Regions from separate parts of the Homo sapiens genome. Here region 2 is linked to region 1. Evidence: chromatin loops called from intact Hi-C (ENCODE). Cell type or tissue: B cell. All regions are shown on one strand. Links, peaks and the distances in the headings refer to the core of each region. The heading gives the core; the rest is flanking DNA. Region 1 has its middle 33 kb from the start of GMPR. Region 2 has its middle 92 kb from the start of LINC02543.

Region 1 (16,354 bases), core at 4,508-12,507:
GTGCCAATTGGTGCATCCACAAACCCTGAGCTAGACACAGGGTGCTGACTGGTGTGTTTACAAACTTTGAGCTAGATACAGAGTGCTGATTGGTGTATTCACAATCCCTTAGCTAGACATAAAGATTCTCCAAGTCCCCACCAGATTAGCTAGATACAGAGTGCCAATTGGTGTATCCACACACCCTGAGGTGGACACAGGGTGCTGATTGGTGTGTTTACAAACCTTGAGCTAGATACAGAGTGCTGATTGGTGTATTTATGAGCCCTTAGCTAGACATAAAGGTTCTCCAAATCCCCACCGGACTAAAGAGCCCAGCTGGCTTCACCCAGTGGATCTCGCACCGGGGCCCCCGGTGGAGCTGCTCTGCCGGTCCCGCGCCCTAGGCCCATACTTCTCACCCCTTGGGCGGTCGATGGGACCGGGCGCCGTGGAGCAGGAGGCGGCGCTCGTCGGGGAGGTTCAGGCCGCACAGGAGCCCAAGGCGGGGGTCGGAGACTCAGGCATGGCGGGGTGTAGGTCCCGAGCCCTGCCCCGCGGGGAGGCAGCTAAGGCTCGGCGAGAAATCGAGTGCAGCGCCAGCGGGCCAGCATTTCTAGGGAACCCAGCGCACTCCCCGCAGCTGTTGGCTCAGGTGCACTGCCCGGGGCTGGTGGGGCGGGCCGGCTGCTCCCAGTGCGGGCCCGCCAAGCCCACGCCCACCCGGAAATCTAGCTGGCCTGCAAGCGCCCTGCGCAGCCCCGGTTCCCACCCTTGCCTGTCTCCCCACACCTCCCCACAGGCTGAGGGAGCCGGCTCTGGCCTCGGCTATCCCAGGAAAGGGTTCCCACAGCGCAGCGGTGGGCTGAAGGGCTCCTCAAGCGCGGCCAGAGTGGGCGTCGAGGCCGAGGAGGCGCCAAGAGCGAGCGAGGGCTGTGAGGGCTGCCAGCTTTCTGTCACTTCTCAGTACCATCTCAGCTCACTACAACCTCTGCCTCCTGGGGTCAAGCCGTCCTCCCACCTCAGCCTTCCAAGTAGCTGGGACTGCAAGTGCATGCCACCACACCGGGCTAATTTTTGCATGTTTTATAAAGACGGGGTTCTGCCATGTTGCCCAAGCTGGTCTTGAACTCCTGAGCTCAAGCGATCCACCTTCCTCAGCCTCCCAAAGTGCCGGGATTATAAGCACGAGCCACTGCACCAGGCCAGATCAGTTTTTGCTTTAAGAGACAATAATCAGGGTAGGATGGCTTTAGGGAATCTGTGCTGTTGTGTTTGTATACATTTTTCTGGGAAGAAGTTTCATACATTTTGTTAGATTCTTCAAGTCATTTGGGACCAAATAAATTTAAAAACAATTATTGTGGTCAAACTAGATGTATATGTGTTTGTTCATTTGTTTTTCTGCAGCATCCTCAAAGTGTGGGGTGGAGAAGGCTTTTAGGACCAGTTCTAATTTAGATCATGCCTTGTCTTTGTCGAGTGTTTCTGTCAAACTCATCTGGATATTTAAACCAAAAGCCTTGAACTTTTGTAAATTTAATAGCAAGGAAAAAATACCAAGAGCAAGGTTGAAGACTTAAGACTGAAATACATTCCTGTTCTGTTTCAATTGCAATAAGAAACTCCTTGATTTTGAATTAAGTGGTGGGTTTAGAGGAAAGAACAAGTACAATGGGGTAGGGAGGGCTTATCTTTGGAAAGCTCAGTTCAAGCTAGTTAAAAATCCTAATTTCAAATTTAAAGTATTACTGCACAATCATTTTATTATGTGCATTGTATAGTTAAAAATATAAATGTTCACTAATAATGGAAAGTGAGAGAAGTTAATGAAGAGATTATACTTCAAAGTAATGATATTAATCAGTCCTAAGCCTTCAATATATTAATACAAAAGAATTAATTCATTTGGAAGAATGTTCATTAAAGGAACATTTTTTTAAGTCACAAGATCCTCCTGCCACTAACTTTCTAAGAGGTCACCCCACTTTCCTCCCCAAAGCTTAATACACCTTTTCGTGCCGTAATATGTTCATTTCCCATTTCCATGGCTCCTTGAGGTCTGGCTTCACCAAATGCTCTCACAGCTCTGTATTTTGGCTTCTTTCCTCTGGGCATTTATTACTGACCCCCTCAAATCATCACTGAAAAGTGTGTGATGATTTTTGGTGGTCTAGGAGCTGGATGGAGCTTGTATCCTTTTGCACAACACACAAGCAGCTATAGGCCAAGCCTACTCAGAGCCCAGAGGTTTCTTCGGGGTCTGCTTCTGTGCTTGACTGTGCAGTCAGCAGCCTCACTGTGAGCCCAGCTGGCTGCTCTGCTGCACTGTCTGCACTTAGTGAGCATTGCCTTATGGAGCCGTCACCAGCAAATCTGCCACGGACGTCCCTGTGGCAATAGGGGCCCAGGACACCGTGTATAGGGTACCAAGAAAGAAACCCCTTATCCCCAACAATTCCTAGATTCTATTTTAACCAAGCAGTTTGCTCCTTTTCCCTGATCAGCTAGTTTACAGGAATTGCTAACATGGAGCAAGATTATTTTTATCCTCTTTTCATTCTTTCTTTCAACCATTTGGCATCAGCTGAGCAGTAACATCACCAAAAGTCTGGAAATCTTTAAAAAGAGGAGAGGCACTAGGCCAGTGAATCCATGAATTGGATAATCGGCCCCTGAATAATTAGGACCAGACTGTACAGTAAACAACACCCCCCTCCCCGGGAGTCAACAGCACGCCCAGCCATAAACTCTCCCTGCTGGAGATGCAAGAGTTTTCCTTCTGCCGGCAACGCCCCCAATCCTGCCCTGCATTCAAGACCACAAACAATTCCCCTTCAGCTCGGACATATCTTTCCTCACGTGGAGCGAATTTTCTGGACTTGAATGTGAATGCGACATGCTGACCTGGAATTTGCATAAGCTCCGCTTCATGTCTCTAAGTTTGCTTCAGTGAACAGATTTTGTATCTGCTGGCAAAGGCAGGCAGTGGCACTCGGAGACAGGGGCATTTGAAACCACATTTTTTGGCTCATTAAAGCCATTCCGCCGATGTTGCTCCTCATGTCATTCAATCTATTCTCAAGCCGTTTTCTCAATGGTGCACTTCAGGGAGGTTGGGCACGGATTTTGCTCGGAACTGGATCGTGTCCATAAGTCTCGTCAGGGCCAGTTTATTCTCAGGCTCTGGCAACCTTTGAATAGCTCTTCCACCTTTGGGGGCTCCCACACAAAGCCTGCTCTGCGCAGTTTGCCCATGAACCAAGATATTTGTTTCATCTTGTTTCTGAAGTCATGGGTGTCTTGACATTGCTCCCAAAGCGGGAGCAGGATCTGTTTCCACCTCACAGCAAATAGCCACTACAAATATGTACAAACTCAGAAATCACGTTGGATGTCTTGCCTATCCAGGCTGGTCAGAGAAGGGCTACAGGCACAGAGTGCTTTCAAGAAAACATGCCTGACTTGGAGCTTTCCTCATTAATTAGGGTGCTTACAGAATTTGCTCACTCCAAGTCTGAAAAGAAAACAGCTTACTTCATTGGTAGACTGAAAAACTGGCCGACTTTCTCTTCTCTTTTTTTTTTTTTTTTTTTTTTTTGTGAGACAGAGTCTTGCTCTGTAGCCCAGGCTGGAGTGCAGTGGCGCCATCTCGCCTCACTGCAACCCCCACCTCCGGGTTCAAGCAATTATCCTGCCTCAGCCTCCCAAGTAGCTGGGATTACAGGCACGCGCCACCATGCCCAGCTAACTTTTTGTATTTGTAGTAGAAACGGGGTTTCACCATATTAGTCAGGCTGGTCTCGAACTCCTGACCTCGTGATCCACCTGCCTCGGCCTCCCAAAGTGCTGGGATTACAGGCATGAGCCACGGCACTCGGTCCCGACTTTCTCTTCTTTTCCATCTCACTCTGCAGTGGGCAGTGTGGAGGGTGGAGGGAGCTGGGTGGTTTGTCCAGGTCACAGCTGCAGTTCTGTCTGTATGTGATTCTCCATATTCCTTGTTGACCTCTTTCATCCTTATCTGTGGCAGAGGCCCTGAAAGGCATTAACTGGCAGAAAAGATTCCTTGTCTAAAGCTCTGCTGCTTCTCATCCTTTCCTGCCATCCTAACGCTCCATCTGGAAACAGTGCTGTGACCTACCCAAGCACACTCCTGATTCATCCCCAGTGCCTAAGAGCTGTATTGCTCTATGGAAATACACACTGGGTAGTACATTTCCCTCCATGTACATTGGGGGCTGAATGTTAAACATTAACTGCCTGGTTAAAGGAGCTGAAGCACCTAATTCAAACTTCAGTGAGGGCTGATAACAGATATTCAGTTCCATAGACAGCTGAGATACAAATCTAGGCCTTCCCCAGGGCAATTAGGCAAGAATGAAATAAAAAGGAATCTATATTGGAAAGGAAGAAGTTAAACTATCTCTACTTTCAGATGACATAATCTTGGATATTAAAAAACCCTAAGGGGGCCGGGCGAGGTGTGTCACTCCTATAATCCCAGCACCAAGGTGGATGGATCGCTTGAGCTCAGGAGTTCAAGACCAGCCTGGGCAACATAAGAAGACCTCATCTCATTTTAAAAAGAAAAAATTAACAAGAAAAAATAAAACCTAAGGAATTCATTTAAAAACTGCTCAAATGAATAAATTTTTAAGCAAGGTTTTAGGATAAAAGATCAATACACAGGCTTAGTGCTCATGCCTGTAATCCCAGGACTTTGTGAGGCTGAGGCGGGTGGATCACCTGAGGTCAGGAGTTCGAGACCACGCTGGCCAATATGGTGAAACGCCGTCTCTACTAAAAATACAAAAAATTAGCTGGGTGTGGTGGCGGGTGCCTGTAATCCCAGCTACTCAGGAGGCTGAGGCAGGAGAATCGCTTGAACCCAGGAGGCCGAGGTTGCTGTGAGCCAAGATTGTGCCACTGCACTCCAGCCTGGATGACACAGCAAGACTCTGAATCAAAAAAAAAAAAAGACTTATTGTTGTTAAAATGGCAATACACCCTCAAGTTATTCAATAGATTCAATGCAATTCTTATCAAAATCCCAGCTGATTTCTTTGCAGAAATTGACAAGTTAATTGTAAAATTTATATCAAAATTCAAGAAACCCAGAAAAAACAAAATAATCTTCAACAAAGAACAAAATTGGAGGAGTCACACTTCCCAACTTCAACATGTGTACAAAGCCATAGTAATCAAAATAGTGTGGTCCTGGCATAGGGTAGATGTATATAGATCAGTGTAGTAGAATTGAGAGTCCAGAAATAAACTTTCACATTTACAGTTAATTGACTTTCAACAAGGGTGTCAAGACCATTCAGTGGAGAAAGAATAGTCTTTTCAACAAATGATCCTGGGACAACTGGATATACACATGTCAAAAAAAAAAAATGAAGCTGGACCTGTCTCACAATGTGTACAAATTCAGAATAGAGAAAAGACCAAAACGTAAGAGTTAATCCAATAAAACTCTTAGAAGAAAACAGGGGTGTAAATTTTCGTGACCTTGGACTTGACAATGGTTTCTTGGATATGACACCAAAAGCATGAGCAATTAAAGAAAAAAATAGATTAATTGCACACAATTCAGCTAAAAAACTTTTGTCCTTCCAAAGACACCATCAAGAAAATGAAGAGACAAGCCTACAATGAATAAGAGAAAAAATGTGCAGATAATATTACACGTATCACAGCTCAACACCAAAACACCAAATAACTAAAAAATGGGCAAAAATCTAAATAGACATTTCTCTAAGGAAGATAAATGCATGGCCAATAAGTGCATGAAAAGATGCTCAACATCATTAGCCATCAGGGAATGCAAATCAAAACCATAATTAAATGTCATCTCACACCCATTAAGATGGCTAAAATTTTTATGAAACAGAAATAACAAGTATTGACAAGGAAGTGGCAAAATTAGAACTCTCATACACTGCTCATTGGAATATATAATTAATTGTGCACCTCCATGGAATACTATATAACCATAAAAAAGAATGAGATCATGTCCTTTGCAGCAACATGGATGCAGCTGGAGGCTATTATTCTAAGTGAATTAAACACAGAAACAAAAAACCAAATACTACATGTTCTCACTTATAAGTCAGAGCTAAACATTGGGTACACATGGACATAAAGATGGGAACAATAGGCACTGGGAACTCCAAAGTGGTGAATGAGGATGGGAGGCAAGGGTTGAAAAACTACCTGTTAGGTACTATGTTCAGTATTTAGGTGATGGGTTCAGCAGAAACCCAAATCAGCATCATGCAATATATACATGTAACAAACCTGTACATGTACTCCCTGAATCTAAAATAAACATATTTTTTAAAATAAAATAAAGTGGTGCAGCTGCCTTCGAAAGCAGTCTGGCAGTTACATGAAAGGTTAAACACAAAGTTACTGTATGAGCCAGCAACTCTATTCTTAGGTATATACCCAAAAGAAATGAAAACATATGTTCACACATAAACTTGTCCACCAGTGTTCACAGAATATTGTTCATAAGAGCTAAAAGGTAGAAACGGCCCAAATGTCCATCAATGGACAAATGAATAAACACAGTATGGTATTTCCATATAATTGTATACTTTTTGGAAGTAAAAAGAAACGAAGTACTGATACATGCTACGGTATGGATGAACTTTGAAAAGATTATGCTAAGTGAAGGAAATCAGTCACTAAGTGAAGGAAGCCAGTCACTAAAGACAACATATTGTATTATTCCATTTATAAGAAATGTCCAGAATAGGCAAATCTGTAGAAACAGAGAGTAGATCATTGGTTGCCTAAGGCTGGAAGGAATCAGGGAAGGCCCTGAGGAGTGATGGCTGATAAATAAGGAGTGTGGCAGGTTTCTTTTTTGGGTTATAAAAATGTTTTAAAATTGGTGTGATGATGGCTGCACAACTCTATGAATATATGAAAAGCCACTGACTTGTACATTCTAAATTGGTGAATTGTATGATCTGTGAATTATGTCTCAATAAAGCCATTGGGAGACAATATAAATAAATACAATCCAGAGACATTGTCCTGTGGGTAAATACTAAATAGAATCATTAGGCTGGTCTCTGGATTTGTCTATTCAATGCTTTCATGTTGGTTTTCTTTATCTTCCAGCTCCAGAAAAGGCCTGTAGTTCCAGCTACTGGGGAGGCTGATGGAAGGATTGCATGAGCCTGGGAGGTCAAAGCTGCAGTGAGCTGTGATCGCACCACTGCACTCCAGCCTGGGTGACAGAGTGAGACCCAGTCTCAAAAAAAAAAAAAAAAAAAAAAAAAAAAAAGCAAGCAAGCAAGAAAGAAAAAAGTGCTCGTTTCAGCAGCACATATACTAAAAATTGGAATGATACGGAGAAGACTACCATGGCCTCTGAGCAAGAATGACACAAAAATCCTGCAAAATAAAAAGCCTGAGCAAAGTGACTTGCCCAGGATGCCACAGTTCACAGTGGTAGAACCACAACTGGAAACCAGGACTTTGACTCCCAGGCAGCTGCCCCTTCCACGAGTTCCATGTCCCATGTGCATGCTATGTTTGTACTGGGGTCAATGGCAACCGTCTTATTTGGATATTCTTATTTTCCTCTATGCCCTGAGAAACCTGGTTTGTAGACAGAAAAGGCTGATTTTTTGCTTCTAAAAGCTTAAGTTGACATTTTGTGTTGTTTTGTTTTGTTCTCCTGGCCCAGCCTAACAAGCATTCACATAGTAGACAACACATGCTTGCTGGACCTTACTTCCTGTCTGGTGACCCAGCTCCCTAGAGACTTGAATCTCAAATAAATGTTTCTGTCAGGAGGCTGAGCTCCCAGCTGTGCAAATTGGTCACAGATGTAATTGCATTTGCCCTCTGCCCTGGAAGAAAACATGCCTGTGGTTGGGGGTTTAGATGTCTCAGAATGAAAGACATTACTCCTGACTCTGGGTAATAGCCGTGACGCTCAAAATAAGCTGCCACAGAGACACGCCATAGTGTTGCCAGATGTACAGGGCTGTTGCTACCCAGAATCTGGATCTGCACAGCCAGTTACCAAACTGTGGCCATGTCATTGGCCAATCAGGCATAGTCAAGAACCTAGCTTTTCCACTGGCTCCTCATACTTTCAAACATAACTCCATCCCCTCTTCTCCTCTCCCTAATGCCCACAAGATCTCTGCAAAGAGCTCTAATTCCAAGTTCCCTGAATGGCAGACAATGGCAGCCCTAGGACATCTACACTGCACAGGCTGCAATTGCTAGAATCTAATTAAAATAAACATTGTAACAAGCTGCTGAGCCCCGCCCAGTGCCTCAGGAGTGCAGTGATGTGACACATCTCACTGCAGCCTCCACCTCCCACCCTCCAGCAATCCTCCTGCTTTGGCCTCCCAAAGAGTGGAAACTACAAGTGTGTGCCACTACACCTGGCTAATTTTTGTACTTTTTGTAGAGATGAAGTCTCGCCATGTTATCGAGGCTGGTCTTGAACTCCTGGGCTCAAGTGGTCCACCCACCTTGGTGTCCCAAAGTGTTGGAATTACAGGTCTGAGTTACTGAATCTGGCCAGATAGATATTTTAAACCCAGTATTTGTCTGCCTTTCTTCCTCAGTAGAATTTGAATGTACCAGGTGGCTGCTAGCTACACACCTGTGTAGGATGAGGCTTATCCTATATGTCTGCCCTATTTGTCTTGTTAAATCATATTATTATTCTGAACGCTTTCCTTCTAAAGCAGACAACCAAAGCATAGGGTATTAGCTCTTCTTAGTCCTTTTCCAATCCAAACATTTAGACTTCTTTCTGCTCACCCCTGGGCAGTATCACCCTCATCAATTTCCTCTTAATTGACTAGAATGAATTGTAACTATCCCCATCAGCAATCACATCTGTTAAGGATTGCAGAGTGCCATTGTTGTACGGGAAGAGCATTTCATTTGAGCCACCAAAAATTTACTAACGTGTGGACACAGGGACAGATACAGAGGATTGCAAACTCCAGTTTCTGAAAAACTCGATTCCAAAGCAAGGGAAAAGGTGCCCTCTAGTGGTAAACACAGCACACTACACCACAGCATCCTTATTCCAGACCGGAAGCCTGGCTATTTGAATCCTATTTTCTGTTTCTTCCAGAAACCCTGAGGTCCAGACAGGATGTGACACATGAAGGTTTAAGTGAATTAAAATAGGCTGCTGACATCTAAGGCCAGGAAGAAATAATGAGTACGGATCCACTTTCACTGAGAGCAACCATCTCTGCTAAGCCACTTCTTCAATTTGGTGGCAAGTAACCAACTATCTGGAATGAGCAAGAAATATTCCCTTCCGAATTCCTTGAAAAATGTGGGGCTTAATTTAGAATATTCAAGTTCTTTTGACATACGTACTAAGACTATACAGTTTTTATAAGTATTCTAAAAGCCCGTATAAATTACAGTTGATTGGGAACTTTTAATGTAATAATTGAGTCCTGACATAAGAGACAGTGCAATGCTCAGGAAATAATGCTGGCCTGAAAGCTTGGAGATATGGACTCCGTGACACAGCCTCTGCCACTAACTAGGTGACTTCGGGCAAGTCCTTCAACATCTCTGACCTCCGTTTTCCCGTTAACAAATGAAAGAATTGGACTAATAATTTCTAAGCTTTTTCAGCTCTAAAATGATCTAATTTGGCCAGGCGCGGTGGCTCATGCCTCTAATCCCAGCACTTTGGGAGGCCAACGTGGGTGGATCACCTGAGGTCAGGACTTTGAGACCAGCCTGGCCAACTTAGTGAAACCCCATCTCTACTAAAAATACAAAAATTAGCCAGGTGTGGTGGCGTGCACCTGTAGTCCCAGCTACTCGGGAGGCTGAGGCAGGAGAATCGCTTGAACCCGGGAGGCGGAGGTTGCAGTGAGCCAAGATTGCACCACTGCACTCCAGCCTGGCAACAGAGCGAGACTTCATCTCACATAAATAAATAAATAAATAATAAAATTATCTAACTTATAAAAACTCTTTTAGGAGAGTTATATTTTGAAATAATATCTTTTGGGGATTTGTGTGTATTTCCTTCATTAACCCCAGGGTACCCTCCCTTAGCCCACTACTAAATAAAAACCAAGATTCAGGACGGGCGCAGTGGCTCAATCCCAGCACTTTGAGAGGCTGAGGCTGGTGGGTTGCTTGGGCCAGGAGTTCAAGATTAGCCTGGCCAATATGTCAAACCCCATCTCTACTAAAAACACACACAAAAATAGCTGGACGTGGTGACGCACCCCTGTTGGGAGGCTGAGGCACGAGAATCGCTTGAACCCAGGAGGCGGAGGTTGCAGTGAGCTGAGATCGTGCCACTGGATGCACTCCAGCCTGGGCAACAGAGCGAGACTGTTTAAAAAAAAAAATAGTCAAAGAACTAGTCGAACTAAGGGTGAGAAAGATGAGAATCAGCCCATGGAACATGCTTTTGCTGTCCATGAATCTAGGAAATACCAGGGCTGGGGAAAGGAGAAAGAGGAGTTAGAGAGGTGAATTACTCAAATGAGAAAAAGGGCCTGGATAGGTAGAGGTAGGAGGTCTCAGAGAGAAGTGGGAAGGAAGATCCTCAAAAGGACAAGCTTCCATGTGTGTCCACACACCAGCTCACCGCTCCAGCCCAGCCCTGGGGACAAGTATCTCTCCTGAATAGAGGGGAGGATGTGCACGCCTCCTGGAGGAGTGGGGACATGAAGAAGCATTTATTTTAGCTCCTTTCCACTGATTACAGAAGCACTAAAGAGAACAAGTTGGGAGCATCTCCACGACAGGGAGGGCAGGGCACTGCCACTGGTACACACAGATCCTGGAACTTTAGTGTGCAGGTGGACTTAATAATACTAATATTAGGAATAGAGATATGTGCACATCTGTTTTTATCAATCAATCAGGTGTTAGCATAATTTGCTATTTCCTTTTTAAGATAGGAAGTAGCTTTTGGTTGTTGAAATTGTTTCCTCTCTTGATTAAATTAATTATCCCTAAGAACTGAAGGCTTCAGTGATCTCTGAGAATTCTTCCAAATGTGAAATATAGTTATTCTAAGACATTTCAAAGCTCAGGTTATTGTATGTTGGGTCTAATGTTAGGCTTCACTGTACCAGAATTCTATTATGTGAAACATTACTTTAAATGAGTAACTCGCCACCTAAAACATGGAATTCCTTCTTTGATATGGCAGCACTGTGTGTAGTCAGGGTTTTGCATTACATCTCTCAGGCCACCCGTGCTGGCTCATGCCTGTAATCCCAGCACTTTGGGAGGTGCTGAAGTGGGAGGATTGCTTGAGCCCAGGAGTTCAAGACCAGCCTGGGCTGCTACATGGCAAAACCTTGTCTCTACAAAAAGTACAAAAAATTGCCAGGCAGTATGCCTGTAGTCCCAGCTACTAGGGAGGCTGAGGCAGGAGGATCGTTTCAGTCTGGAAGTTTGAGGTTGCAGTGAGCTGTAATTGTGCACTGCACTCCAGCCTGGGCAATGGAGTGAGATCCTTTCCCTCCAACCCCCCAAAAATTAACAAATTACCTGGGCATGGTGGCATGCACCTGTAGTTCCAGGTACTCAAGAGGCTAACTTGGGAGGATCCCTTAAGCCCAGGAGTCCAAGGCTGCAGCGAGCTGTGATTGCACTACTGCACTCCAGCCTGGACCACAGAGCAAGACCTTGTCTCAAAAAAAAAAAAAAAAAAAAATCTCTGTATTAAACTATCCACCAGAGGCAGGACAGATGCCAGAATGTGTTTTAACATTAACATAAATGTATTAAACAAATACATTCAATCAAATATAGTACTAGATGCTACAAAAAAAGTAAAAGCAGTCTTAAATTTGATTATAGATAGAGGAAGCAATGTGCAACAAAGAAAGAGTTGTTTTATTACTAAAGGGAAAGCGAGTAAATAAGCTTATTTGTAAGTGTTCAAGTTTCTCAAGGAAGACTTCTTAAAACACAAGAATTTCATTTTATGGCATTGTGCTTGTTTTTAAGGTGGGGTTGAAAGAAGGCAGAGAAATCAATAAAACTCTCTGGCTGGATAACAGAAGCCATTTCCAGGGCAACAAGGGAGGGAGACATGCCGTGGATTTAAAGGACACAGCATTTGACTAATGCAACAAAAGAGGTGAGAAAACACAGAGGTAGAGACAAGACCCTGGGTCACACCGAGAAATGGGAAAAGTGGGGTGTAAGTCTTGGAGTTTCTCTATTTCATGCTGCAAATTGCCTTCTCTACCCGTGGGTTCCCCAGTCCCTGCCCCAGCTCACAGAACCTTCATGCTTGCTTTCTCTCTTCTGTGTCCGACAAAATTTCAGCTCAGGTAAAGATCAGAGACACACTAAATAAATATCCTTACTTTTCACAGAGGTTTTGGCATTTTAACATAAGGAAAAGGCTTATACTAGAGCTTCCCCAAGGATGGCAAACGCTGCTTCTTCCAGGGGTCTCGGTGGAAGAAGCCCAAGATGGGGACCGTGGAATCTGAATGAAGTCCGTGTTTTATCTTTAACACATATGCGCATTTTCACAATACTCGTTCATACATCTGAGTTTATTTTCATATAAAATAATAATGATATATTATTATATTACAGCTTCCATTTATTAAATGCTATGTGCTGGGCATAGTCATAAAGACTATGACATTAGCAGTCCCCAACCTTTCTGGCACCAGGGACCAGTTTCACGGAAGACGACTTTTCCACTGACAGGAATGGGGGATGGTTTGGGGATGATTCAAGAGCATTACATTTATTGTGCACTTTATTTCTGTTATTATTATATTGTAATATATAATGAAATAACTATACAACTGATCATAATGTAGAATCAGTGGGATCCCTGAGCTTGTTTTCCTGCAATTAGAGGGTCCCATTTAGGGGTGATGGGAGACAGTGACAGATCATCAGGCATTAGATTCTCATAAGGAGCACAAAACCTAGTTCACAATAGGGTTTGTGCTCCTGAGAATCTAATGCTGCCACTGACCTGACAGAAGGCTGAGTTCAGGTGGTAATGCTCCTTCGTCCACTTACTTCCTGCTATGTGGCCCAGTTCCTGACAGGCCATGGACAGGTACCAGTCCACAGCCCAGGGATTGGGGACCCCTGATATACATCCATTATCTTGTTTAATCTTCTTGTTTTTTTTTTTTTTTTTTGAGATGGAGTCTTGCTCTGTTGCCCAGGCTGGAGTGGAGTGCAGTGGCCTGATCTCAGCTCACTGCAACCTCCGCCTCACAGGTTCAAGTGATTCTCCTGCCTCAGCCTTGCGAATAGCTAGGATTACAGACACGTGCCACCACGCCCAGCTAATTTTTGTATTTTTAGTAGAGATGGGGTTTCACCATGTTGGCCAGGCTGGTCTCGAACTCCTAACCTCAAGTGATCGGCCCTCCTTGGCCTCTCAAAGTGCTGGGATCACATGTGTGAGCCACCATGCCCAGCCTAGCCCTTTTAAGAGACACCAGAGAGCTAGCATGAGCTCTCTTTCTCTGTCTCCTCTCTCTATCTCCCTCTCTCTATCTATCTCTTTATCTCTCTCTCTGTTTCTCTGACTCTCTCTTCCTCTCTTTCTCCCTACTCTGTGGGGACACAGCAAGAAGGCATCTGTCTGGAATCCAGGAAGAGAACCCTCTCCAAAAATCAAATCAGCTGGACCCATGATCTCAGACTTCCTACTCTCCAGAACTATGAGAGAGAAATTTCTGAAATCTGTCCTCTCATGGGCTCAGGTATTAAATTTTAATACTGCAGGCTTCACAATGGGGTGTATGCACCCCTGGGTGGCTGGGCGCAGTGGCTCACGCCTGTAATCCCAGCACTTTGGGAGGCCAAGGCAGGCAGATCACCTGAGGTCAGGAGTTTGAGGCCAGCCTGGACAACATGGAGAAACCTCTGTCTCTACTAAAAATACAAAAAAAATAGCCAGGCATGGTGTTGTGCGCCTGTAATCCCAGATACTCTGGAGGCTGAGGCACGAGATTTGCTTGAACCCAGCGGCAGAGGTTGGCAGTGAGCTGAGATCACGCCACTGCATTCCAGCCTGGGTGACAGCAAGACTCCATCTCAATAAATAAATAAATAATAAAAGGGAATCCATTTCCATCAATATGTTCAACTTGCATCCACTCTCTTTTTTGAAACTGACCTGAGAATACCAGTGATGGAAAGTCAATTTTTTTTTCATCCATGCCCTCTTATCAGTGCACAGATAAGGTTCTCAGCTTCCCAAAAGAAAGGTATCCCTCGTGCCCAACCTATCTTCATGGTGTTGCATTGCTCTGGCATATAGAATCTCTGGATGCTCTTTGAAATATTCATGTGAGTATCGGGAAAAGAGATGCATTTTACCATTGGGTACAAATCATTTAGCAACTTGGATTTCTAAATTTTTGCTTTCAATGAAAAAGAAGGACATGACCAAGGTGTTAGCTGGTAGATCGTTGTAAGTTAATGCTTGTTATAGACAGATCGCCATTAGACTTTTAACATATAATTCAGAAAGAGTTCAAAGAATTAAGGAATATTTCTCTGGGGTTTGTTTGTTTGTTTAGAGACACGGTCTCACTTTGTTGACCAGGCTAGAGCGTAGTGGCACAATCATAGTTCACTGCAGCCTTGGACTTTTGGATTCAAGGGATAGATCCTTCAGCCTCAGCCTCCTGGGTAGCTGGGGCTACAATTACACACAACCACACCTGGCTAATTTTTAAAATTTTTTGTAGATATGGGTTCTTGTTATGTTGCCCAAGCAAACTCCTGGGCTCCAGCGATCTTCCAGCACTTGGTCTTCCAAAGTTCTGGGATTACTCATGAGCCATCATGCCTGGCCCTTGAGTGACATTTCTCTTTGTGACCGAAGTTTCTCATAACTTCTATCTATAAAGACAAACACAATAATAGGAATAAAATCACTTCTGAACTCTCTCATCCTAGCAATAAATAATACTCATTCAGGCGGGGTGCAGTGGCTCACACCTGTAATCCCAGAACTTTGGGAGGCTGAGGCAGGCAGATCACTTGAGCCCAGGAGTTTGAAACAAGCCTGGGCAACATGGCGAAACACCATCTCTACGAAAAATATACAAAAATTACCCAGGCATGGTGGCGAGCGCCTGTAGTCCCAGCTACTCAAGGGGCTGAGGTGGGAGGATGACTTGAGCCGGGGGCTCAGTTAAGGCTGCAGTGCACTGTGATTGTGTCACTGCACTCCATCCAGAACAGCAGAGTGAGGCCCTGCCTCAAAAAGTATAAACATTCATTCATGAATACATGAATTAGAAGGGAAGTGGGAGGGAAGCCCCATTTATCTATGCAGGGCGTCACCTGAATTCCAGTTCTTCCCTTTTGACCATATGGAAGGTTTGCACTTCCCCAACTGTGTTTGAAGTTAGATTTGGCCCTGGGACTGGCATGGGCTAATGAGGTATACATGGAGGTGACATGTATCATTTCCAGGCAGCCACATTCCATTTCTCCTGCCTCAGTGATCATGGGTGCAGACATTGAGAGGAAGCCTGCAGAAGCCCGGGTCCCAGAGTAACCCTGATGAGCAAAGCATCTTGTTGGGTGGACCAATAGTGTGAGCAAGAAATGCGCTTGTTCTGCATCAAGCACCCGAGTATAATCCAGCCCAAGATGCACCCAATAAAAGGTGCCTCTTAAAGAAATTTTACTTCTGATGTTTAATAATTATGTATATCCGTAATTTACTTAAGTCGTTTTGATCAGTTGTCTCTAATAAAAGTTGTAACTATTAGCAACCCCCAAAAAAAGTTTTTAACAATTAAATCATTATAGTCACAGGAAATAATGAAACATTAATTTCAATTTATAGGATTCTTTTTTTTTTTTTTTTTTTTTGAGATGGAGTCTCTCTCTGTTGCCCAGGCTGGAGTGCAGTGGCGCAATCTTGGCTCCCTGCAACCTCCACCTCCTGGGTTCAGGCAATTCTCCTGCCTCAGCCTCCCAAGTAGCTGGGATTACAGGCTCCCACCACCATGCCCAGCTAATTTGTGTATTTTTAGTAGAGACGGGGTTTTACCATATTGGTCAGGCTGTTCTCAAACTCCTGACCTCAGGTGATCCAACTGCCTCAGTCTCCCAAAGTGCTGGGATTGAAGGCATGAGCCATGGCGCCTGGCCAATTTATAGGATTTTTATGGCAGAGAAGTGTGATAGGATGATCAGGAAAAGCCTCTTATCCCAGTGCAATTTATTTCATAAAGCTGGAAATGAACCACCCCAGGATAAATTCCTGAGGGGGATTGTAACCACCCGATGGGTTCATTTTGCCTGCTGCCCAGATACAGCTGATCTATCAAGGCAGAGGAATTGCAATAAAGAGTCCAATTCATGCAGA
Region 2 (16,354 bases), core at 3,517-11,516, 300 kb before region 1:
CGGGAGGTGGAGGCTGCAGTGAGCCGAGATCACGCCATTGCACTCCAGCCTGGGCAACAAGAGCGAAACTCCGTCTCAAAAAAAAAAAAAAAAAATTAACCAATATGCTGAAGACAGATGTGAAGATTTCTATCATTCTTTCATGTAAGTAAAGGAAATCAAAATATTTTACCCCAAAATATATTTCTTTAACATATTTTGAAATGGCTGCTGCAGAGCTGGCAAAGCGAAATGGCCTTGCAAAGCTGTCTTTTATGGGGTAAAATCTGCATCTGTAGAGAATCTCCATTAACACAACCAGGCTCTAGGAGAGATTCAGAGTCTTACACCTTTAAAAGTCTAAAAAGAAACATGTACCTTTGAGGGAGCCTTTATCTACATAATAATGCCAGCTCTGCTGACCAAGCCTATTTCTTTCTCTGGCCCTTAAACTGTCCTGCCACCAAAACCTGTTTGGGGGCAGGCACTGAGTCGTCATTCTTTCTTTAATCTCCAGATAGTATAAAAGCTTCTGTATTGTTGGGTTGGATCTTCATTCTGAAAGTTCCTGTATAGACATGCTAAATTGTATACCTTTTCTGCTATTAATCAACCTGCCTCATGTCAGTGACTTTTTTTAGTGAATCTTTAGAGGGCCAAGAGCCTATGGCCCCCACATAAACACTTACATAGCACTGATTAAGTGGGAGGCACTATTCTAAGTGCTTTGTCTATATTAGCTCATGAATTATCCTCACAGCAACCTTGTAAGGTAGGTGCTATTACTGTTTCACCCTGGGCAAAGAGAAGCTGAGTAATACCCAAGGTTACACAGCTGAGGTCTGGCAGAGCTGGGATTTGAACCTAGGCAGCTCTAAGGTAGAGTCTGTACACATAACCCATTAGGCTGTAACTTATCGGAAAGGGGTCTTGATCCAGACCCCAAGAGAGGGTTCTTGGTTCTTGTACAAGAAAGAATTTGGGGCGAGTTCATGGAGTGAAGTGAAAACAAGTTGATTAGGAAAGTAAAGGAATAAAGAAGAGCTACTCCATAGGCAGAGCAGCAGCACTGGCTGCTTGTCTAAGGACATTTATAGTCATTTCTTGATTATATGTTAAACAAGGGGCAGATTATTCATGAGTTTTCTGGGAAAGGAGTGGTCAATTCCTGGAACTGAGGGTTCCTCCCTGTTTTAGACCATATAGGGTAACTTCCGGATGTTGCCATGACACCTGTAAACCGTTATGGCACTGGTGAGAGTGTCTTTTAGCATGCTAATGTATCATAATCAGTGAATAATGAGCACTGAGGACGACCAGAGGTCACTTTTATTGCTGTCTTGGTTTTGGTGAGATTTGGCTGGCTTCTTCACTGCATGCTGTTTTCTCAGCAAGGTCTTTATGATCTGTACCTTGAGCTGACCTCCTATCTCATCCTGTGACTTAGAATGCCTAACCTCCTGGGAATGCAGCCCAGTAGGTCTCAGCCTCATTTTACCCAGCCCCTATTCAAGATGGAGTCACTCTGGTTCAAAGGCCTCTGATGTAACCGTCTCCCTTCCATGGCTGCTTTCCTCTCTTAATCCTGCACTAAGCTACAGCAATAGAGAGAAGAAGACTCTTGTCTCTCTTCTAACTAGACTTGGGCCTCAGGGTCAAGGTTTCTTCCCAGTCAACTTATCTTCCCAACCCAAGTGTGGACTTTGTGGCTTTGGGGAAAGTCAGGTCTGAGATGACTTCATCCCCTACTGTGAGGCAAACTCCCTAGCAAATGTCAAGTTGAAAGTTTGGATCACCCCATCACTTCTGTGTTTATATTTTATTGTAATTATTTTTCAGTAAAGCTTACTGCTCTGGAATTTGGATTAACTCTACACACAATATTTAGTTTAATTATCCATCGTGCTTTTCTAATTTGTTCTAGCAAGCCCCAAGAAAATGACTTCAGATAATGTGTGGAAAGATTTCTTTCTTAAAGCTACAGTAACTGAATATAAGAAAAGGCCATCAAATGGAAATTAAAATTGCTTTAAAAGGATAGTGATAACTCATGTCTAAGTTTGCTCAGTTGAAATCACAGTTTTGAGAGAGAAGTAGAATTTTTTTTCTCTAGCAAACTTAAAAGAAATGACGAATTAGGTACTTGTGTCACTTTTCTAAAATGCAGCTATGAGTTTTATTGCTGATTCTTGAAGATATTCTGAAAAGTAATTTCAGCTGCAAAGGAAATGCAGGAGGCAAAACAAATTATAGTCCCTCTTTTCAAAAAATGTGAATACCTCTGGGAGACCAGTGAAGCTATCAGTCATACACAATTTAATATGCAATACTTTTTGCAGCAATGTTTTCCTTCTAATGCCCACAGAAGCTAGATTCTGCTGGGAAAGGAAAGTTTTAGAACTTCTGGGGTCACGTGAGGCTTATGGTGATAATGCATGTAGTTTCGTAACAGAAACAGGGTTTGCCTGGAACTGTCCCAGTTTTAAAACTGAAAGTCTTGTATCCTAGGAATGCCCTCAGTACCAGGCAAACCGGGACACTCAGTGACCCTAAGATCACCGGACGGCGTTTGTGATTTCCTGTCTAGTTCTGCTCTCACTTCCCTCCTCTCCTCACAGCTAAGCCATCTTAACTGCTACTTACAGATATGGCCCCACAGGCTCTGAATAACCTCCTCAGTGCTTTCCAAACCTCCTTGACTGTGGGAATCACCTGGGTGCTTGCCAAACCCAGATTCCCAGGCTGCACTTTTGGTAATTCTCATCCAGAGGTTTGCAGTAGGTCCTGAGAGTCAGTGAATTCACCAAAGCCAGGGGAGTCTTATAATTGGAGAAGTTTGGGAAGCACTAATTAGCCTACATTCAAAGGGGTATGCAAGTACTCTAGTTCAAGAACCAGGAGGCTCAGTATAATCCACACTCGCTGTGGCCTGGCTTGGCCACTGGGACTGTCAGAGGCATTCGAACCAGAACAACTTCATCTTGAATAGGGGCTAGGTAAAATGAGGATGAGACCTGCTAGGTTGCATTCCTAGGAGGTTAGGCTTATTCACAGGATGAGATAGGAGGTCAGCATAAGATACAGGTTATAAAGACCCCACTGATAAAACAGGATGTGGTCAAGAAGCCAGCCAAAACCCACCAAAACCAAGGTGGCAACAAAAGTGACCTCTGGTCATCCTCACTGCTCATTATAGGCTAATTATAATGTATTAACATGATAAAAGACACACCCATCAGTACTATAACAGTTTACAAATGCCATGGCAATGTCTGGGAGTTACCCTATATGGTCTAAGAAGGGGAGTAACCAGCCCAGCGCAGTGGCTCATGCCTGTAATCCCAGCACTTTGGGAGGCCAAGGTGGAAGGGTCACTTGAGATCAGGAGTTCAAGACTAGCTTGGTCAATATCGCAAAACTCCCGTCTCTACTAAAAATACAAAAGTTAGCTGGAAGAACCCTCGGTTCCAGGAGAAACCCCTGCCCCATTCCAGGAAAACTCACGAATAATCTATCCCTTAAGTAGCATATACTCAAGAAAATAACCATAAAAATAGCCCGCTAGCAACCCTTGGGGCCGCTCTGTCTATGGAGTAGCCATTCTTTTATTCCTTTACTTTCTTAATCAACTTGCATTCACTTTACCCTATGGACTCACCCTGAATTCTTTCTTGCACGAGATCCAAGAGCCCTTTCTTGGGATCTAGGGATCGGGACCCCTTCCCAGTAAGAGGACCATTGCTAGCAACTGGTTTCCAGGGGGCTCCCCACACACTTAGGAACTGATCCCTGAATATTTGTCCAGGGGCTGACCTTTCCTGCCTGCTGACAGAGGTCTCTGCTTCTTCCTGCTTTTCTGAATGTCTGGAAATAGCTTATTCTGAGAGTCGCCATTTTCTGTCCCTGTACTCTCATGGAGTCTACCACTCTCAAGGTCATTGCCCTGTGTGTGGAACTGCCACATCTCACCTCTACCTGCAGCTGAGTTTGCTTCTCTGTGAGTCTTCACTGTTCCTGGCCTCTCCTAGTTTCTCCTGTAGACTGTGTTTAATGCTTTTCTGTCAAAATGTTTTAAGAGATTCACCACGATGAGAAGAATGCAAAAGGCAAGGGATACTGCTTAAGGGTGTGAGCCCCTGAGCTGACTGCTGAAGTTGAACTCCAGCTGTGTGATCTTTGGCCTCAGTTACTTAACCTGTGAAATGGGGATAATCATAGTATTGATTTCCTTACATTGTTGGCAGGGTTAAATGAGAAGATATCTGTAAAGCATTTAGCATGGTGCCTGACACCTTTGAAACTGTAAATGTTAGCTATCATCATCACTCTTATTATTACTAGTGCTCTTATCATCATTAATTGTTATATTATTTTTACTAGGAAGTAGGAGAAGGATATAGAAGATAGGGCAGGAGAAGATCCTTTATCTTTTAAAAAATTTGCCATGGAGGCTGAGTGCAGTGGCTCATGCCTATAATCCCAGCACTTTGGGAAGTTGAGGCAGGAGGATCACTTAAGCCCAGGAGTTCGAGACCAGCCTGGGCAACATAGAGAGACCCTATCTCTACAAAAAGTCAAAAAATTAGCCATGCATGGTGGTATGCGCCTGAATTCCAGCTACTGGGGAGGCTGAGGTGGGAGGATTGCTTGAGCCCAGGAAGTCAACTGTGTAGTGAGCCTTGATCACACTACTGCCTCCAGCCTGGGCCACAGAGTAAGACCCTTTCTCAAAAAAACGGCCAGGTGCAGTGGCTCACACCTGTAATCCTACCACTTTGGGAGATGGAGGCAGGCAGATCACTTGAGGTCAGAAGTTCAAGACCCGCCTGGCCAACATGGCAAAACCTCGTCTCTACTAAAATTACAAAAATTAGCCAGGTGTGGTGGCATATTCCTGTGGTCCCAGCTACTTGGGAGGCTGAGGCATGAGAATCTCTTGAACCTAGGAGGTGGAGGCTGCAGTGAGCCAAAATCACACTACTGCATTCCAGCCTGGGTGACAGAGCAAGATTCTGTCTTAAAAACAAAACAAAACAAAACAAACAAACAAAAAAACCGAGCAAACAAAAATTTGCCAGGGGCTTTTGAAAGAGATATTCTCCCTCTTCTTCATCTGCTCATCTTCCTCACCATACCAAAGGATTACAGCAGCTGCAGTTTCAAAAAGAACATCAGGATACATGACCTGACCATTCAGTGGGAAGAATTTAATTTCCAAACACTTCTAGAAAATTCCAGTGATATGATCAGGCATTTGATTTCTGCTTAGAGGACCAAGAATGTAAGCTAAGACTATTTAGTATAGATACATTGGATGTATGGAAGTTTTATGGGATGGTCTATAAATCCAGCCTCCATACATGTTGTGAAACCCTAATAGCCAACTCACATCTGGATTTTAGCAATATAACCCATTGCTATGACAACTATTAATTATATCATGTTGTGCCCCAACTCAGTGCACTGGAGTACTCTCCAAAGGGAAACACATTTACATGAATCAATTTATCTTTCATCTCATATCAAAGAAGCCAATCAGATTATTTTTGCCCAGCGGATCTATTATTAAAGGAACAATTTTGTCTTTAAGTCCCTACTTATTGATGAACAGAATTCATCTTATTTATAATACCAGTATGAAAGGCAAGGTCTTCTGCAGATTAAAGAAAGCTAGTTACTTCAGCAGTACACTTCAGACGTGTACATGCACAGGCCAGCAGTCACTATTTTTCCAGAGTCCTCTCCACATGGAAAGGTTAGAAAAAAGGAAATCCCAATTGCACTCTCAATTAAACAGCCACTGAGTGCTCCAAAGTATGGTTTTTAGCAATGTACTTTATTTTTATTTTTATTTTTGGAGATGGAGTCTTGCTCTGCTGCCCAGGCTAGAGTGCAGTGGTGCAATCTCAGCTCACAGCAACCTCCGCCTCCCGAGGTCAAGCTATTCTTCTGCCTCAGCCTCCTGAGTAGCTGGGATTACAGGCGCCCGCCACCGTGCCTGGCTAAGTTTTTTTGTATTTTTAGTAGAGATGGGGTTTCACCATCTTGGCCAGGCTGGTCTTGAACTCCTGACCTCGTGATTACAGGCGTGAGCCCAGCCAACAATGGATGTTTTTGACTCTAGGTCTCTTGCACGCAACATCTCAAGCTTTCCAGCAGTGGTAGTGTTACCAGTGGTGGAATTCACACAAATCTGCAGCAAACTCGATCCTTGTCTCCTTGGAGGAAAAAATTCTGCTGAGGGGCAGACACAGGTTTAAAGCAAAGGGAAAGACTGAGGCAAGTTTTAGAGCAGGGATGAGAGTTTATTAAAATGTTTTAGAGCAGAAGCAAAAGGAAGCAAAGTACATATGGAAAAAGGCCAAGCTGGCAACTTGAGAGGCCAACCGCCCCATTCAGCCTTTGACTTGGGGATTTATACATTGGCATGATTTTGGGGCTTTCTTTTCTCCTCCCTTGATCCTTCCCTTGGGGCGGGCTGTTGCTCAACCACCACATGCACAGTGTTGCTCAGCACTTGGGAGGGTGACTGCGTGCATAGTTTATTTTACTGCAGTTGCGCGCATGCTCTCTAGGGGCAATTTTCCTTTACCGGTCGACTGTTCCCAGGTGAAGGTCATATACCTGCCACTTTGCCTCTTAGTGTGCATGCTTGGGCCTGCTTGTCCAACCCCTGAACTCTTATTGAGAAGCTGCTGATCACCAGCTCCAGGTATTTTCTATCTACTGGGAGCCTGTCTTTGCCTGGTGCCGGCTGTGACCAATTATCATTTCAGAGAGAGTTTAACAACCGCCTGATCATCACCTGATGGTCACCTGACACTCCTGGGGGTGCCCTCTCCTGCCCTGCTCATATCTGCCTATCTACTCTAACAGTAGAAACATTCTAACACACACTTTATAGTTTTCACGTGGCAGCTAACTTTGTACAGGCATTGCAAATTCAGATGGGAAGAGCTCCACCTATGATTTTTGTCTGAGACTTTAAGGTTAGTAAAGAAGGTCAGACGTTTCTCCTCCCCTGGGACTCCCATGAGCTCAAAACCTCAAAGATGTTTCACCAAAATGACAGGCAATGTTATTTTGGTTAGAGATATGCTTCTTCAAGGAGAAGTGAAAGCATCTCAGCTTCAGGAGTGATATGACTGTGTGCCCTTGAGCACGTTTCATGGCATGGAAATGAAGAGACCACTCCCTTCAAGGCAGTGAGTCATAGCTCCGTTGGGGTCCATGTTGCTCCTAAGAATCCTTTCAAAGCTGGGCATGGTGGCTCATGCCTGTAATCCCAACAATTTGGGAGGGTGAGGCAAGAGATGTACTCGAGCCCAGGAATTTAAGACCAGCTTGGGCATATTAGTGAGTCCCCATTTCTCCAAGAACTAAAAAATTAGCCAGACATGGTGGCACCCCCCTGTAGTCGTAGCTACTCAAGACACTGAGTGGGAGGATTGCTTGAGCCCAGGAAGTTGAGGCTGCAGTGAGCTATGATTGTGCCACTGCACTCCAGCCTGGGTAGCAGAGCGAGACCCTGGCTAAAATAAAATAAAACAAAAAAAAACTTACTTGTGTTGGGTGCCTTTTGTGCTGTCCACTCAGGTGACATCCACCCTGGCCTCCTCTTCCTTGGCAGTCCTAACCATAGCACTCAGCACTTTAGCCTGTAAGGGATGTTAGTGGAGTGTCCACAGCTAAACCAGAACCTACTTGGGAGTGGAGACTGTGAGCTGTCCCTTTTGTCTCTCATAGCTCCTATAATTCCAGTGACTGGCCAGTGTGGTGTCTCATGCCTGTAATCCCAGAACTTTGGGAGGCCGAGGTGGGCGGATCACCTGAGGTCAGGAGTTCAAGACCACCCTGGCCAAAATGGTGAAAACCCGTCTGTACTAAAAATGCAAAAATTAGCTGGGCATGGTGGTGGGTGCCTGTAGTCCCAGCTACTTGGGAGGCTAAGGCAGGAGAATAGCTTGAACCCGGGAGGCAGAGATTGTAGTTAGCCAAGATGGTGCCACTGCACTCCAGCCTGGGCAAAAAGAGCAAGACTCTGTCTCAAAAAATAATAATTCTAGTGGCTGATGAAGATGAAGAAGAAAGATGATGATGATGACAGGTTAGCAGCAATAGCAGCTAACATTTTGGACTACCAAAGCTGATGCTGAACTGTTTTCACTGGATTTCTCATTTCATCCTCACAAGAATGCTTTGTGGTACAGATAAAGAGGCTGAGACTAAGAGAGGTTAAACGGCTTCTTAAGGTTGCCGTAGGGTTGAATAGTCTCTCCCCAGTATTCATTTCTACTCAGAACCTGTGAATGTGACCTTATTTGGAAATAGGATCTTTATTAAGTTTAAGATGAAGTCATACTAGATTAGGTTGAGCCCTAAAGTCAATAATTGGTGTCCTTAGAAAAAGAGGAAAATGTGGACACAGACACAGAGGATGCACACAGGTTAGGAGGCCATGTGAAGACAGAGGCAGAGGTTGGAGTGATGCTGCCACAAGCCAGGGAATGCCAGGGATTGCTGGCAACCACCAGGAGCTAGAAGAAAGACATGAAGCAGATCCTTTCTCTAAACCTCCGGAAAGAACCAACCCCAATGACACCTTGATTCTGGCCTTCTAACCTCCAGAACTGTTAGAGAATACATTTCTGTTGTCTTAAGCCACACAGTTTGTGGTAACTTGTTACAGCAGCCCTAGCTGATGGATATAGTAGTTTCACAGATACTTGGTTGAATAAACTGACTTGGGTGGTGTATTAGTCCATTCTCACGCTGCTAATAAAGACATACCCAAGACTGGGTAATTTATAAAGGAAAAAAGTTTAATTGACTCACAGTTCCACAGGGCTGGGTAGACCTCAGGAAACTTACAATCATGGTAGAAGGGGAAGCAAACACATCTGTCTTCACATGGTGGCAGCGAGGAGAAGTGCAGATCAAAGTGGGGAGAAAGCCCCTTATAAAACCATCAGATCTCATGATCTCACTATCATGAGAAGAGCATGGAGTAACAGTCCCCATGATTCAATTACCTCCCACAGGGTCCCTCCTATGACATGTGGAAATTATGTGAACTACAGTTCAAGATGAGATTTGGGGCCAGGCACAGTGGCTCACACCTGTAATCCCAGCACTTTGGGAGGCCAAGGCGGGCAAATCACTTGAGGTCAGGAGTTCGAGACCAGCCTGGCCAACATGAGGAAACCATGTCTCTACTAAAAATACAAAAATTAGCTGGGCGTGGTGGCACACACCTGTAGTCCCAGCTACTTGGGAAGCTAAGGCAGGAGAATCGTTTGAACCTGGTAGGCAGAGGTTGCAGGGAGTAGACATTGTGCCACTGCACTCCAGCGTGGGCAACAGAGTGAGACTTTATCTCTCAAAAAGAAGAAAAAAAAGATGAGATTTGGGTGGGGACACAGCCAAACCATATCAGGTAGTGACTTGAACCAACCTATAACTCACCTAACTCATCTGAGAGATCTGCATAGCATTGATTGCTATGAGAATCCAATGTAATAATGTAACTGCCCCATGGGTTCTCCTTACCCTCTGCCTAGACAGAGCTGATTTATTAAGACAGGAGAATTGCATTAGAGAAAGATTTCAATTCATGCAGAGCTGGCTGTATGAAATTTTATTATTACTCAAATCGGTCTTCCTGAGAATTTGGGAATTGGAATTTTTAAGTATAATTTGGTGGGTAGGGGCCAGTGAGTTGGGAGTGCTGATTGTTTGGGTTGGAGAGGAAATCAAAGGGAGTTGAAGCTGTCCTCTTGCACTGAGCACTTCCTGGTTGGGGGCCACAAGACCAGATGAGCCAGTTTATCGATCTGGGTGGTGCCAGCTGATCCATGGAGTACAGGGTCTGCGAAATATTTCAAACACAGAACTTAGGTTTTATATTAGTGACGTTATCCCCAGGAGCATTTGGGGACATTCAGAATTTTGCAGCCTCCAGCAGCATGACTCCTAAACCATAATTTCTAATCTTGGGGCTAATCTGTTAGTCCTGCACAGGCAGTCTAGTCCCCGGGCAGGAGGGGGATTTGTTTTGGGAAAGGGCTGTTACTATCTTTGTTTTAAACTATATGTTCCTTCCAAACTTAGTTCGGCCTATGCCCAGGAATGAACAAGGACAGCTTGGAGGTTAGAAGCAAGATGGAGTTGGTTAGGTCAGATCTCTTTCACTGTAATGATTTTGTCAGTTATAATTTTTGCAAAGGTGGCTTCAGTAACACTTTTGCCACAACAAAATCTTTGGCTCTCAGTGTGCTTTGTTGTTTTGGTTAAAGTACTTCATAAAGTATAGCAATGCAAGCATTTGAATATGCACAGAACCCCTCTGGAGTCATCCACAGGGAATTGGTAGAGGAGGTGGTCTCTGTGTAACTGCCCAGCGGGTTCTTCCTGCCTACTGCACAGACAAAACCAATTCACTGAGACCACAGGATTGTAATGAAGAAAGAGTTTAGTAGACACGAGGCTGGCCATGCCATGTGGGAGACAGAGTTGTTACTCAAGTTGATCTCCCAGAAGATTCAGAGGCTAGGATTTTTCAAGGATAGTTCGTTGGGCCAGGGAGTCTGCTTCTGGATGAGATCAAGACTGGTGGGCAGGGGCCTGTGGGTCCGGGTGGAGCTATTGCCAAAATGCAAAAACCTGAAAAGACATCTCAAAAGGCCAGTCTTAGGTTCCACAGTAGAGACGTTACCTGCAGGGGTAATTGGGGAAGTTGCAAATCTTGTGATCGCCAGAATAATGGTGGTAATCATTTACATCTATACCTTAGCAGAATTCAGGTTCTTCACATCCTCCCCGTGGCATTTCACTCTCTTTACAAAGGCATTTAATTTTGGAGAAGGGCTATTACCATTTAAACTATAAACCAAATGTGTCGCAAAGTTAGCTTGGCAAAAGCCCAGGAATAATTAAGAAGGGCAGCTTGGAGGTTAAAGGCAAGGTGGGGGTTGGTTAGATCAGATATCTTTCACTGTCATAATTTTCTCACTGTTACAATTTTTGCAAAGGCAATTTCATCTGGGGATGGGAACTGGTTGCGGGGAGTCAGGTGTGGGTGAGGACTTAGTCTTCACTGTTTACATTATTGAATTGGGTTACGTATTCATGCAGCACCTATTTTAAAAGGTAAAAATTTAAGTGATAAAGAGCTATGTGACAGTTATTCCCTGTGACTCACTTTCCTCTTCCTCTTTCTGTTTCTCTCTGTTGCTGTGTCTTTGGTGAAGCAGAGGGTAGAGGACATCATGGGTCAATGAGCTGTGGGTTGGGGCCCAGGACAAGGATAAACATTCCAGATCAAGAGTTGAGTGCTTGTCTCCCACACAGTACTCCCACTCCCTGCTCTGAGGCTACTTGCTGCTATCTTCATTGTGCATGTCAGGCAACGCAAATTCCCCCCATCCCCCATATACTCAGACCTCCAATCATTTGTCAAGTAGCTCATACGATATTATGTCGAGGGCCTGGGGCAGTACTTGCCCATAGCAAGTGCTCAGCTGAAATGCACTGAGGTACATGGCTGGAGCCCTACCCCGATTCTTACTGGATGAAGGCTTCCTCCCTCCCCTTGTTAGGCTGAGCCCCAGGCAACTTTTCCAGAAAGGGTACAGCTGTGGGGACAGGAGGGCATACATGCAGCACCCAGAAATGATTCTATCTTCTCTTCCATCCCTATTAGGCCAATCTTTCAGAATTTATGAAATATCAAGCAATGTAATCAAATGAGGAATCCGTTGCACGCACTGTGGGCCTGAAATACCAAAGGCAGCACAGTGAGGAACAGAAAGGAGGAATGCAATCTGTTTCCAGCAAGTTAAGGTAGAATTGAGCTTGCCTTCCTCCCCCACCTTCTCACTTAGCCTTTCACCAGAAAAATCATGCAATTTCCCCTTCTCTCTAATGTATACTAATGTATGGTATTTGTAGTGGATGAAATTGCCATGCAGGAATTTGGGATGCTGGTATCTGAGGAGGCAGATGTCTTGCGAAAAGGTTACCATGAACCTGTGGGGAGGGGTGTTGCCCACCGCCAGGGATCTACAGCTGAGACTGCTCTGCCTGGGCCTCCCACACGCTGGCTGGCATCTGGCTGGACTGGAACTGTAACCGCCAAATGGGTTCACCTTGCCCGCTGCCTAGACAGAACCAATTTATCAAGACAGGGGAATTACAATAGAGAAAGAGTAATTCACACAGAGCCGGCTGTGTGGGAGTCCAGAATTTTATTATTACTCAAATTAGTCTTCCCGAGCATTCTGGGATCGGATCTTTTAAAGACAACTTGATGGTTGGGCGCGGTGGCTCACACCTGTAATCCCAGCACTTTGGGAGGCCGAGGTGGGTGGATCACCTGAGGTCAGGACTTCGAGACCAGCCTGGCCAACATGGAGAAACCCCATCTCTACTAAAAATACAAAAATAAGCTGGGCGTGGTGACTGCGCCTGCAGTCCCAGCTACTCGGGAGGCTGAGACTGGAGAATCACTTGATCGAGGGAGGCAGAGGTTGCAGTGAGCTGAGATGGCACCACTGCACTCCAGCCTGGGCTACGGAGCAAGACCCTGTCTCAAAAAATAAATAAATAACATAAAGACAACTTGGTGGGTGGGGAGAAGCCAGTGAGCCGGGAGTGCTGATTGGTCAGGTCAGAGATGAAATCGTAGGGAACTGAAGCTGTCCTCTTGTGCTGAGTCAGTTCCTGGGTGGGGGCCACAAGATCAGGTGAGCCAGTTTATCCACCTGGGTGGTGCCAGCTGTGCCAGCTGATCCATCAAGTGCAGGGTCTGCAAAATATCTCAAGCACTGATCTTAGGAGCAGTTTAGGGAGGGTCAGAATCTTGTAGCCTCCAGCTGCATGACTCCTAGACCATAATTTCTAATCTGTGGCTAATCTGTTAGTCCTACAAAGGCAGTCTAGTCCCCAGGCAACAAGGAGGCTTCTTTGGGGAAAGGGCTGTTATCGTCTTTGTTTTAAACTGTAAACTAAGTTCCTCCCCAAATTAGTTCAGCCTATGCCCAGGAATGAACAAGGACAGCTTGACGTTTAGAAGCAAGATGAAGTTGCTTAGGTCGGATCTCTTTCACTGTTTCAGTTACAATTTTGCAATGGCAGTTTCAGAACCACTAACCTTATTTTGGCTCACAAACTTATATATGCTTTTCTGGACTTGCCCTCTCCCTTAGCTATACTTGTTTTTTTCCAAGATACTCGTTTTGACTCAAAAGAAAATTGTAATAGGGAAGAAATCAAATCTTCACCTTACTGCGAGGCAAACAGGAGTTGGAGAGGTTTGAAAGTGTTCTCAATTAGAGGACGGAAAAAAGTGTGACAGGTAGGCCACAGGGAAATGCTTTTCATTTGTTCAGACAGTCACATCAGAAAGAACCAATCTGTTAGAAATACTAAACGGGTATTGGTATGGATTTAGAACAAAGGCTACTGACATAAACATGAGCACGCACATGTCTGCAGTTCTGAGCTGGAAGACACATCTGTTTATTAAGGGCTCAGTCCCCTAGGGGCAGAGATGCCCAGACCGGTTAGACTGGATTGGGAGTCCATTATGGATTGAATCCATTGTGCTTGGGCCACCTGTCTGCTTGTGATAAGAGAGAGGCCCCGGAAGGCGGAAGAATCATCGGTTTCCCTGGTCAGATGAGGCATCAGGGGTGGTTTTTCCAAAGGGAGCTGTGTGGTTTTACTTTCCCCACGTAAGGATTGAAAATCATGTTATTTGCTTCATACTAATATACGTAGGTCTACATATGTGTAAAACCTCATTGAATCTCCTCCGCCAGCCAGTCGGGTGTTAATTGCCATTGACATCATTTCCACTTCACAGATGAGCACACCACAGTCCAGAGAGATTTAGCATCAGGTTATAATGTTTGGTGTTTGGACCCAGATAGTCTGGAGTCAGGAGGCTATGCAGATTAATCCAGTGGGCTCTTTATCACCGAAATAGAGCTCACTCATACATTCCAGAAGTATTTACTGAGATTCTGAGCGCTGGATGCCATTCCTGGTACAGGGTGTTGGGGAGGGAAGATGGGGGACCCAAATGTGAATAATGCTCAGCTCTGGCCTCTGGGAGCCCACCTGCTGCTGCGGAAAACAGCCAATGATAAAATAATGGGTAGGACAGGGAGAGTGGGATGGGATCCCAAGAGATTCTCCTCATTCAGCTGTGGGGTGATGGTATCAAGGAAAGACTTCCTGAGGGAGGTGAATCTCAAAGGATGAAGGGGTTACTGGTGGGCAAAGCACTGGGGATGAACATGCGTGTGGTGGAAGATGCATGTGTGTGTGCGTGTGTGTGTGTGTGTGTGTGAGGTCTGTGTATAGTATGTTAGGTGTGTGGGTGTTTATGTGCGTGTCTCTGAGGAGTATATATGAGGTGTGAGAGACGGGGTGTGTGTGTGGCTATGAAGAAAGTCTATGAGCAAATCTGTATAGCCAGTATAAAGACTTGAAATGTACTAAACGCATAGACATGATAAATATTTGGGTGCTGGAAACCCTAAATGCCCTGACTTATCATTACCGACTATCCATGTAACAAAATTTCACATGTACCCTGTAAATACATTCAAATATAATGCATCAAATCAATCAATCAATAATAGAAGGGTTGTAAAAAAGCAGGGTTCAGGAGCTTGATTGTGGAGAAGCAGGCTGTACTGTGACATTAACTTTCGTGTGAAACTCGTATCAGGAAGATACAGACAGGGATTTTTTCATCTCTGATAATGACAGCTCTGAGCACCTGGAGGGAGGAAGGCCCTAAAGTAATCTCTGTAAATGAGTAGAGGGCTGAAAAGACAAGCAGAATGAGATAGTTAAAGAGGACGATTTAGCCTTTATTGGGTCCCGAGGTTCTAAAGGGCTAGTTAGGGAGAGCATGCTGAGGCTGTCCTTGCAGCAGACCTGATTCAGGGGAAGCTCCCAAAGTCCAAGGGTCGTGGGCAGCAGGCAAGGTGGCTCTGGTGGCAGCAGTCTTGAATTCAAATCCTGCTCCCTCCACCTGTGTGACAATGTGACCTGGGGTAAGTTGTTTACCATTGTGGAGCCTCACTTTGCTCACCTATGAGGCAAAGGTAAAGGCATGGCTTGCAGGTATGTTAGGAAGATAACACGAACTAAAAATATGTGGACCTAGTGCCTTGTGGGCACTCCGTAGAGCAGCTTTCTTTAGGTTCTTAAGTCAGGGCCATAGGAGGGTGGTTTTTCCCGACACTATCAAATACAGTGTCAAAGCATGATATTCCAACACATTGAGCTTTAAAGATCGAATTGGCTATTATTAGCAATTCATAATCCAGGCAGTGTCCAGTCTCTGAAATAGACTGTCAGGAATGGCAGAACAGTGGATTTTTGTAAGGCACCTGAGCGGGAACGAGGAAAACAGCAAAAAGCAGATTGGTCAACATCAGCTGACTCTGGGTTATTTTCCTTGTATGGGTGAAAGGAGATGGGACTTCCTTAACACTGGCTCAGGTTGACTGGGCTTCTTTTGATTAGTTGCTATGAATCTCCTGGGTTGCGTTTGTTTGTTTGTTTGTTTGTTTTGAAAACTGGCCTGTTTGGGTATTTTTCTGTTTTTTAAAATTTCTGTTTGCTTATGTGGCACTTATCATGAGTGATTGCATTTTGGTTTGGTGTGTTGGGGCTTAATGCAGGTGCTCAGTCCAAAACAATGGCCTCTTATAGATTTTATTTAAGGATAGAATAATACAGAGGAAATCTGCCCAGGCAAACAGAGACAGTATATGAATTGTTATTTAAAGGAGCACCTAAATATCTTGGTTTGAGTGCTTTCTGTTTGTGGTTAGAAAACAATTTCAGAGAGAACTGAATCACAACACTAGAGGCACCATAGGTGGTCTCCAGTGCTCTCTATGAGGGTTAAGACATTCTCAAAAGAAATAAATTTTAATTAACTTTAACTTAAATATATCTAGAAATTTCAAAGGACGGTAGGAGTCCAGAGGCACATTGTAAATTTTAATACATTTTATTTTTTTTATTTATTTTCTTTTCGAGATGGAGTCTCACTCTATATACTAGGCTGGAGTGCAATGGCGTGATCTCGGCTCACTGCAACCTCCACCTCCCAGGTTCAAGTGGTTCTCCTGCCTCAGCCTCCTGAGTAGCTGGGATTACAGGCACCCACCATCATGCCTGGCTAATGTTTGTATTTTTCTAGAGATGGGGTTTCACCATGTTGGCCAGGCTGGTCTTGAACTCCTGACCTCAGGTGATCCTCCCCCCTTGGCCTCCCAAAGTGCTGGGATTACAGGCATGAGCCACTGTGCCCAGACTAAATTTTAATACATTTTAAAGTAAAGATCAC

What was found. A loop is a pair of places that touch in the nucleus more often than their neighbours do. Peaks named below come from ENCODE experiments on the same cell type or tissue, not always from the same donor. Only the 100,000 strongest peaks of a DNase experiment are listed, where the experiment ranks them.
Region 2: it touches region 1 in a loop (18-fold over the local background); 6 of 110 quality-filtered maps call a loop at or near these places.

What each region holds. Positions count from the first base shown.
Region 1 is chr6:16,197,709-16,214,062 of GRCh38, forward strand. It overlaps the pseudogene RNU6-1114P. Among named protein-coding and RNA genes, the nearest start is that of GMPR, 33 kb to the right of the region's middle. RefSeq lists enhancers at 7,817-7,906, 8,117-8,326. In B cell, for the core only: CTCF peaks have their summits at 9,034 (motif pointing left) and 9,240; DNase peaks (open chromatin) are centred at 7,813 and 9,023; H3K27ac peaks cover 962 bases; H3K27me3 peaks cover 304 bases.
Region 2 is chr6:15,894,749-15,911,102 of GRCh38, forward strand. No RefSeq gene overlaps it. Among named protein-coding and RNA genes, the nearest start is that of LINC02543, 92 kb to the right of the region's middle. RefSeq lists enhancers at 6,562-6,651, 6,832-7,111, 7,612-7,671, 10,424-10,573, 11,284-11,463 and 3 more. In B cell, for the core only: a CTCF peak has its summit at 6,566; DNase peaks (open chromatin) are centred at 6,963, 10,813 and 11,243; H3K4me3 peaks cover 1,933 bases; H3K27ac peaks cover 2,929 bases.